Regions from separate parts of the Mus musculus genome. Here region 1 is linked to region 2. Evidence: chromatin loops called from intact Hi-C (ENCODE). Cell type or tissue: heart. All regions are shown on one strand.

What was found. Hi-C counts contacts between places; a loop is a spot of excess contacts. Peaks named below come from ENCODE experiments on the same cell type or tissue, not always from the same donor. Only the 100,000 strongest peaks of a DNase experiment are listed, where the experiment ranks them.
Region 1: a loop joins it to region 2, with 2.3 times the contacts of the local background. A loop is called at or near these places in 1 of 42 quality-filtered maps.

What each region holds. Positions count from the first base shown.
Region 1 is chr10:60,754,586-60,759,585 of GRCm38, reverse strand. No RefSeq gene overlaps it. Among named protein-coding and RNA genes, the nearest start is that of Slc29a3, 4.3 kb to the right of the region's middle. In heart, a CTCF peak has its summit at 2,389 (motif pointing right); a DNase peak (open chromatin) is centred at 2,395.
Region 2 is chr10:60,344,927-60,349,926 of GRCm38, reverse strand. All of the region lies in intron 39 of Cdh23 (cadherin 23 (otocadherin)), which reads left to right. Vsir (V-set immunoregulatory receptor) reads right to left here and starts at 3,076. Exons shown (of 7, transcript NM_028732.4): 1 at 2,824-3,076. The coding sequence starts at 2,905. In heart, CTCF peaks have their summits at 2,852 and 3,068; DNase peaks (open chromatin) are centred at 686, 1,696, 2,746, 3,076 and 2 weaker places; H3K4me3 peaks cover 1,991 bases; H3K27ac peaks cover 2,205 bases; H3K27me3 peaks cover 1,038 bases.

The DNA.
Region 1 (5,000 bases), 410 kb before region 2:
TCTCCCTGAGAAATCACACCATGAGACAGACCTGGTGGTATAAGGGAAGTTTGTTTGGGGGAAGGGAGGGGAGTGAGGACCTGGAGAAGGGGTAGGGGCAGAGAGATGGGGCAGAGCCACAGAGCATGAGGGTCGGGGGAGGGAGGGTAAGGAATAATAGAAAGGCCTGCCAGGAACATGTGGGTGTGTGTGTGTGAGGAGAGAGAGAGAGAGAGAGAGAGAGAGAGAGAGAGAGAGAGAGAGAGAGAGAGAGAGAGAGAGGACGAAGGTGACAAGCAGTCTTTATGTAAGCCAGGCCACTGAACAGATGATGATGTAAGCTGTTGCTAGGTCTCTGGGATGAACTTAGCAGAATCACCTGTAAGCTAACAACTCCTCCATCTAGAGATGAAGTTTAGCCAGGTATGGTGGCATACAACCTTAATCCCAGCACAGGAGGATCTAGAGTTCAAGGCTATCCTTGGCTAATTAGTGATCTGGAGGTCAGCCCTGGGAGAGTCTACCTTGGATAATTCCTGAGTCACAAAAAGATGACCGCCCTCAGAGACTGATGGTTAAAATAGCGATGGCCTGCATACCCATATGTGTGTGAATGAGGCACTATTAGGAGGTGTGGCCTTGTCAGAGGAAGTGTGTCACTGTGGGGGTGGGCTTGAGGGCTCCTATGCACAAGCTTCACCCAGTGCAGAATACATCTCTCTTTGGCTGCCTTTGGATCAAGATGTAGAACTCCCCACTCTCCCAGCACCAGGTCTGCCTGCACACTGCCATGCTTCCTGCTATGGTGATAATGGACTGAACCTCTGAAATTATAAGCCAGTCCCAATTAAATGTTGTCCTTTATAAGAGTTGCCTTGGTCACGGTGTCTCTTCACAGCAATTACATCACCACAAAGCTCCAAGAATCACAGTAAGAAGCTGCTTATACTGTGCTCAGGGCTCCAGCACAGGTCCCAGCAACAGCCAGCACCACCAGTCAGACACACAAACAGGTGAAGAAGGGAATTGGAGCCTCAGCCGTTGAACCTTCCCGGTGATGTAGCAGAAACCACAGGACAGAGACAACTGTGCTTGCTGCACACCCCCCGTGGTATAGTAAACACTTTACACTGTAGTGTGCAATGGGAATTCATTTAAGCTATAGTGAGCAGAAGAGAAGACCTTCTGGGGCTCAAGCATTGCTCAGTTGTGTGATGGTTAATACTGAGTCTCATCTTGACAGAAGAGACAAGCGTGGGAAGGGCTACTTGTAAAGGATTCTCTAGACGCACTATTGAAGCAGGAAGACCAGCGGTACAGTCACATGGGCTGGGGTCCCTGGCTGGGTACCATTCATTCCACTCTGCCCCTAACAGGCATGCCATCTGATGAAGTGACTCAGACTTTTCCTGCCAGGCCTTACCCATCATGACAGAGGACTGGGAGCCACCAAACTAGGAGCCACCAGACTGGGAGCCACCAAACTGAGAGCCAAGAAAAGCCCTCCATTAAGTTCCTTTTGCCCTAACGCTTACCACACGAGTAAGAAAGGTAACTAAGGCAGGTGTGCATGATACCATGTGAAGTCCTTTGCGAACGCCATGTGAGGTTTGCATACAGATCTCTATGTGGATTATAGGAAGCTGGAACATGAGAGATTAAAAAAAATAAATAAATAATAAACAAAGGCTGTGGGATGGAGACTGTGACAAAGAAAGACAAGGGGCAGTGGGTCCAGGAGGCTCCTGAGCAGGAAAGGGGGTGGGTTCTGGAGCACGGTAGGGAGCAGTCAGCTGGAGAAGCAGAAGAGAGGGGACCAGGCTAAGGAGGCAGAACGAGGAAAGGGATATAGGGAAGGGTGAACACCCTAGTTAGTGATGTTGATCTTTTCTGTGGGGACAGGAGGACAGACCATGCCCGTGGGGCGTGTCCCTGGGGTTTGAAGAAGGTGATAGAGAAGCTGAGGTGCGCAGGGAATACTGGGAAGCCCTGGCTTGGGTTGGTGGTCATGTATTCAAATGGACCCTCCTGACTGCTGGTGTCTCTCTAGACACCCTCATAAACTGGGTCAAAGTGAGCCACCCAGAGCACCAGAAAAACAGAGATATGGGTGTTTGGGTATTACTAAGACCTTGGGCTCTAAGCAGACAAAGGGGTGTCCCCACGCATGGAGCAGGGACAGAGGGCTCAAGGGCCACAGTCCCGTAAAGGTCATAACTTCCCGAGAGAGCTGATGAACCAGCACATATCAAGGAGAGGTGACTGGCATCAACTGGGGAAAGGACTTGGATTAGAACTAGTTGTTGTGGGAATCTTAGAATTACAAGTGCCTCATCTGGGGGCCGTGGAATCCTGAAAAAAAAAATCTGACCAATGAGGTTAAAACAGGGACGTTGCAGTGGCAGAAAATGACCTCAAGGTGGCAACATCTACCAGTAAAACCCGATGGACTCCCTTGAGCCGGCCAGGCTGACTCCAAAGAAGGTACTCCCAGCACCTGAGTGGAAAGGCTGGAGAGGGAAGGCTGGCGGCTCAAAGCCCCCCCCCACACTACCCCCGCCACCCTGGCAGGAGGCTGGACCACCTAGGAAGATTCTGTCCTTTTTATTTTATTTTGGTTTTTTGAGCAAGAAAAGTACCTACCAATTTTGTTGAAAAGGTATCCACAATTTCTTTTGTGAATTTAAATTTTAATAATTTTATTAATTTTTAAAGAATGTTATAGAATGTATTCTAATCATATCCACCCCAGCTCCCCCCACCTCCACTTCAACTCCCTGTCCACCCAACTTGCTGTGCTATCCTAGTTCCTCTCTCTCTCTCTCTCTCAACTTGTGGAGTTCCATTTGCATTGTCTAAATTAGCTATCAAATGCCACTTTCTCTTCCAGAAGGGGTGGAACTTCCTGCCCACTTGGCCCTACTTTCATGCTGGGATTTTGTCTGGCTTAAGTTTGCATGGGCCTTAAGTCTTAATTTGGGTTTTATTGCTGTGAAGAGTCACCATGACCATGGCAACTCTTAAAAAGCAAGCATATAACTGGGGTTACCTTACAGCTTCAGAGGTTTAGTCCATCATGGTGGGAAGCATGGAATCATGGGAGTAGATGTAGTGCTGGAGACCTTGATCCAAAGGCAACCAGGAGGAGACTGGATGTGTTTTACACTGAGCATGGCTTGAGCATTTAAGACCTCCACAGTGACACACTTACTCCAACAAGGCCACACCTCCTCCAACAAAGCCACACCTCCTCCAACAAGACCACACCCCTTCCAACAAGGCCACACCCCCTCCACCAAAGCCACACCTCCTAATAGTGCCACTCTCTTTGGACAAGCATCCAAACACAGGAGTCTATGGGGGCCACACTAATTTAAACTACCACAGCCTGCTATCATAACCACTGTGGGTTCATGTGTGTAGCATCCCTGTTGTGCCTCAGAACAGAACACTGTGTGCTTGCCACATTTACCACCTTTGGCTTTTATCATGTTTCTATACTCTGTCAGTGATCCCTGAGTCTCAGAGGGAAGGGTGTTCTATATACATCCCATTTAGGACTGCACACTCCACAGTCTCATTCTCTACATGGGCTAGTCATGGGGAAAGGCCATGTAGTTAAAAAAAAAAAAAAAAAAAAGATCCCAGGTATAATGAACGCTGTTTATTGTCAACCACACAGAAGTTAGAAGCACAGCAAATGGGCCTCCAGCCATGTCTGTGATGCAATATTTAAACTACACTGATTGAAGTGGGGGGACCCAGCCCATGATGGGTGGCACCATTCCCTACTCAGGGAAATCTTGAACTGTATAAGGATGAAGAAAGCTAGCTGAGCACATGCGTGCACTACTCTCTGCTGACTTCAGATGGAATGTAACCTGCTGCTGCTGGCTCTTGCTGCCTTGATTTCCCTGCCAAGATGGGCAGGAAATAGAATTGTGGCCTAACCCCTTTCTCCCTTAAAGTGCTTTGTCCATGGTATTTGATCACAGGAACAGAAAAGTAAACTAAGACATCCAGTAAGGGCAGAAAAGGGAGAGCAGGCAGACCTACAGTCTTGGAAAGTGAGGACCCAAATACTTTTTATGGGCCCACTCAACCTGAATTCCCCAAAACTGCCTAAGTATTTTGTTAACTGGACACAATCTGTAGTCATCTGAAAAAAACCCTCTTCCATCAGATTGGTCTGTAGGCAAATCTATGGGGCATTTTCTTAACTAGTGATTGACCCACTGGGGATAGTGTCGTGTGTTGCAGGATACTTGATCACACTGTGAACCCCGAGATTGTGTGGTTTACTGGAAAAATCTGTTTCTAGTTGTGGTGTGACTCAGCCTTAGTACACACCTTTAATCCCTCTGGCTGGAATGCAGACATGCCCTTAGTACACACCTTTAATCCCTCTGGCTGGAATGCAGACATGCCCTTAGTACACACCTTTAATCCAAAACAATGAAGGTAAAGTTAGTTTGGAGAAGGTAGCACCCATGTTTGAAAGTGATATCTTATTGAGTGGCAGACAAAGTGATGAATCAGAGAAAGATTTGACAGAATAGGATCTGCCCAACTCTCACAAGAACAGAGAGAAAAGAGAGGCTACTTAAGAGAGAGCAATGCAGAGAGGAAGAGGGGAGGAAGACAGTCCTTACTGGGACAGTTGTCCAGAGACAGGTTGCAGAGGGAAAACAAGCCAGACACAGGTGAAGACAGAAGGAACCAGAGAATGAGAGGGAGCCCAAGGACCAGAACAGATTGCTGAAGTTAGTATGAGCCTGAGCAGAGCAATTCAGGAGAAGCCTAGAAAAGCCAGATTGAGTCAGTCAGTGTAGAGAGGACTTTGAGCCAGAATAGCTGAGTTGAACCAGACAGCCAGAACTCAGAAAAAAAAACTAGGAAAGGGTGAGCTTGAAATTCAGCAGTCTCAGAGGCTGTAAACATTCTAGGCCTAGGTAAGATTGTACAGAGGCTAGAAGCTTCCAAGACTAGGCCTAGGTTAGCAGACAGAGGCAGTAAACCTC
Region 2 (5,000 bases):
AAAGCCACTAGTATGGAGTCCCCAGAAACCAGGAGATGATACACTACCAGCATCCCAAGGACCAGGCACCCTGGGAAGTCTTGCCTATCAGCTCCACACAGCTGTGTGTAAGGGGAGGCAGAACGCCACCCTAAATTACAGATGGAGGCTTGACCAAGGATGCTGAAAAGCTTGCCCAGCTCACAGACGGCCAGCTAAGATTTGAATACAGGTCTAACCATGAAACAGTTACGCTGGAGTGGAGGAAGCACCTGGGGTGCAGATAGATATACACCAGACTCCTTGCTTAAACACCAGGAAGGCCATGGTCCAAAAGACTCTCCAAAAGAATCCATAAGTATGAGAAGCCAGTGCTAACTTCTGGCAAGGCCACTGGTCCTGGGCAACAGTTGCTTTTGAGCCTAGGACCTCAAGTTTAATACAGCAGGCTCAGTCAGTACCAATAGTCCACATGGGCCCTGTGAATCCTCTGTTTTTCCTGCTTAGACCTACGATCCCGTATCCTGAACTTACAGAGGTGACTCCTTTAGCTTTTCTGTGGTTCCTCTTCCCTAGATCCACAGCAGCCTTGCAGCCTCCCAGCTCCGCCCTCCTTCATGTTTCTGGCCCCTGGGCATCCCAAGACAGCCAGCTCTACCCTCAGGCTGCTGGGTGGGGCTTAAGGATTTCCTAAGCGCTGACCACTACCGGAGCAGAGGCTTTCAGCACGGAGTTTACTCAATAGGGCCTTGCAGGCTTGTTTACCATGAAGGGGAAGACAGCTGCCCCTCTCTGGAACACCAGTGCTCCCATGTGAATGGGCCTCCTGGGTCAGACTAAGGACAGGCAGGGTAGTAACTTCCTCAAATCTTAGGGACACTTGTGGGGAAGAGGTTCTGTACCCCTTGGGGTCTGGGGCACCTGGTTCCAAAGGTAACCCCTGCCCCGCCCCCCATCAGTCCCTGTCAGGCCAGGAAAGGAGTGTCTTCCATGTACTCCAAGTGCCTCCTAAGCTCTGACTGTTTGAAGTCCCCCCAGATACCCCCTCCCCGTCTCACCCTGCCCCAAACACAATTCTTTTCAAGGTAACCCAGCCCCAATGCTGATGGGGGGGGGGGGGGATTCAGCCCCCAGGCCTCCTGACCAGGTCTGCTACAGGAAAGAGAAGGAAGACTTAAAGTATATGAGTTATGACTTAAAGTATAGCCAATGTTGAGGTCAGAGCAGCTCCAGGCTAAAAGTTTCCTCTTGTTTCTTTCCTGAAAGCCTCCTAGATCCCTGATTACCTCCCTGGGAGCTGAAGGGAGGCGGCCTTCAGCTCACCAATCAGCTGGAGTCAGCAAATGCAGTAGGCTGCGAAATCTCTTGGGGGGTGAGGGAGCCCAGCTCCCCCCAGAACCTCTCTGCTGCTGCTGGAAGTTCTGCAAGCTGCTGACCCTCTGCCCTGAAGCTCTAGGACTTAGTTTCCCAAATTGAGGCTGCTGACCAGAAAGCTTCCCATTCTAGTTAGGGTAGGGAAGAGGCAAGGAAAGGGGCCTAGTGGAGTCACCCGGGAGGAGGATAGTAGCCTGAGGTAGATGCCATACTGGCCTTCCTGCCTGCCACTGTCCTCCGTTCTTAGAAGCTATGCCCCTGATGAGCCTTGGGGTTGGGAGTGAAACATCCCCCGCCTGTATCGCCACCCCATCCCTGCCACAGGCTCTCTCCTGTGGTGAGGAAAGGCAGGCCAGGGCTTCAGTCTTCTGTCTATAGGGTGTGGGTGCCTTCTTTCTTATCAGAAGTCCAGGCCAGCCTCCCAGTATTGATAAAGAGTTAGTTCCCTGTCTCTCCTCCCTTTCAACCCCTTAACCCCTCTTCCTTCTTTTCTGATGCAGCTATTGGCTCCCTCTGCGGAGCTGAGCATTCCATCTCTGTCCTGACAATGGTGACTCCCTCTGGACCCTTCCTCTCCCCTGCCTTGCAGAAGCCACCCGTGCCCTGGGTTCTGAGCAGGGAAGTATCAGGCAGGCCATCTCAGGGGACCCACCTGTCTACTGTTTGGGCAACTATCAGGGTATCCTCCCCTTTTTCTTTGAGATCTTCACCGAATAAACAAAGATTGGGCTCTAGGGAGCCCCTGTGTCCCGGAACAATGTACAGATTGTGAGTCTGGACTTTGGAAGTGACATCTCCCTGTGTGGGGCTTCTGTGTCCCTGCCGAGGAGTTATCCAAGCTGGTTGCTGGGCTCAGGGGAGTGTCCCTCGTGTCTTTCTTACTCATCCAAATCAACTCCTCAGCTGTAATAAGGTTAAATGACAGAAGCCCACTGATCACTCAAACGGGTCCTTAGACTTTCAGTACAGAGCAGGTGACAAGCATGCTCAGATTCGGGAGTGTCCATCAAGACTCACACACAAGTGTCAAGGGGGATAGAATACCAGGGTCACAGCACCACACCCCCTAAGTCCTCTTAGACTCTGTTGCCAGAAGTCAGGGAGATGCCCCAGGTGTCAAAATGCACTCAGCAACCGCCATAGGACGGGGTGATTCTCCTCCGGCCCATCTCCTGCCTTGCAGAAGTTCTTCATGGCCCCTGCTCTGGACTCTCGGGTCAGGGAAGTGTCTGGCAGGCAGTCCCCAAGGGACACCCGTGCCTGCTGTTTTGGCAGCTGTTAGCAATTAAAGATGTGCCTGATGAAGGATGGAGACACCACTGCACCCTGCTGGGCTGTCCCAGCGGAGCAGCGGTAAGGTGAAGGTTACCGCAGGCTGAGGGGATTCAGGGCACTCCCATCCTGCCCCCTACACTACCGGGCTGTACTCCCTAGAGCTCTCGCTAGCACCCCACCGCCTGTTGATCTTACCTCTGGATGCAGCCAGGAAAATAGCAAGGAGCAGGGTTCCCCAGCGCGGGCTGCTGGCCTCTGGGACCGCGGGGACACCCATGTCGCCGTCGAGCCGGGCAAGAGCAGAAAGAGACTGCTGGAGTGCGCTTGGAGCAAGCGGGACTCCAGGAGCCCAGGGAGCCGGCTGTACACGCCGCTCGCTCGCTAGAGTGAATGCTGAGCCCAAGGCGAGGCAGGCGGCCGAGCAAGCTCCCCGCCCAGCAGCGCCCCCGAGGGGCGGCGGGCGGTACGGCGTCTCCAGAGCCCAGGGATGGGGGTGGGGAAGGGCTGGAGTTGCTGATAGAAGTGGCAAGTGTCCAACCAGCCACTTCCCCCTGTAAGTCCCGGTGCTTTTTAGAGATCGTGAGGGCCGTGCATACTAAAGTGTGGACCCTAGTCTAACCCAGCTTGCCTTGCGGTTCTCCTAGTCTGGAGGCAGGACTTTGGCTCCCTGTTCTCCAGCAGCCCAGGGTAGATGGGTGGGCGGGTAGGTGGATAAGTAAGGGAAATCTACGATGACTTTAGCAAGTGGGAGGGAGTTTGGCTCATTCTGCGCTTGTGTGCCCTGCAGCTGATACACCTGGTACAGTTATGTCCACCGGCTAACACACCTGAAACACGCGCAGGGCATGCACAAGCCCAGAACTTCCCAACCTCAGGACACGCTCCTGCATCTGTTGGTGTGCCCCATGGAACCTTCTCAGCCTCTTTCCCCCAGGGCTTTATCTATGGCTGGGCTGTTATTCATAGGCTCCCTTGATTCTGTCTTGCTGGTAGTTTGTTTTCAACATACTTGTGTGGAGTTTTGTTTCTGTGGGGTTTGTATTGTTTTGTTTGGGCGGAGTTTTGTTTGTGGTTTTTGAGGGGTTAGCTTTCTGAGACAGGATGCTGCCTTGTAGCTCAGGCTGCCCTCAAGACTCTTCTACCTCGCCTAATGCATGCTGGGATTGCAGGGATGCACCACCATGGCCCCTCTACAAACTCACTCCCATGCTGTCCTCCGGGCCCTCATAGGTATCTACACTCATCCTTGTACTTGCGATCACTTAGAGCTTGCTCCACTCTGTTCTTTCCTGGCCTGACCTTGGAGCCCCCTCCCCAACCCCTCCTGTCAGTGCTTCCTTCAGCCACAAGACCAGATCTGAGCTAGGAACCAGTAAATTCCTTACCTGAGTTCCCCTGCCCTACTGAGTTTTGAGGACCATGGCCTCCCACCGGTGTGTGTGTGTGTGTGTGTGTGTGTGTGTGTTTTGTATATATATATATATATATATATATATATATATATATATATATATATATACACATGAGAACACCAATGAGAACACCAGAAGATATATGTGTGTGTATACACACATTGTGTGTGTACTCATGTGTGTACACGTGTACATGTGTGTATGCATGAGAACCCTAGATTTTATAGATATAGATATAGTGTGTGTATGCTCATGTGTTTACGTGTGTACATTTATCTATGCATGAGAACATATATATATATGTTTACATATATACATATGTGTGTATACTGTGTGTGTGCTCATGTGTGTACATGTGTGTGTGTGTGTGTGTGTGTGTGTGTGTGTGTTTATGTGTGTTCCATCATCTCAGACTAGCCTTGACCTTCCTGTGTAACGGGAATAGTCTTGAACCTCTAATTCTTCTACCTCTGCCTACTGAGTGCTGGGATTATAGTGGATACCACCATACCCAGCTTCCCCAGTGTTGAGTCAGACATGGGGACTCAGACATTCTAGGCAAGTACTCTGCCAGCTGAGGGGTACCCCCTCCCCAGTGATTCTCTTCTTCACTCTGTTTCAGTGCTGGGCATTGATCCAGGGCCTCAGGGATGCGAGGCAAGTGCACTGCCACTAAACTGCATCACCAGCCTCCTTTGTCTCCTTTGTTTCTTTCTTTGTTTCCTTTCTCTTAACTTCTCAATAAGCTCCCCGGGAGTGCCTTGAGTTGATCACAGCCTTTCTATCACTGGCCTCTCAAGTATCTGAGATCGTAGGCCTGTCCCACCACACACAGCCTCCCAGCTCCCATGTGATCCAGTCCCTTATACAGGATGGACGTGAAAAGGCTGTCATCTGCACTGTCACCTGGGGGACAGACTTGAAAGTAAGCCCTGTCTAGATAGAATGGTAGAGGTTACC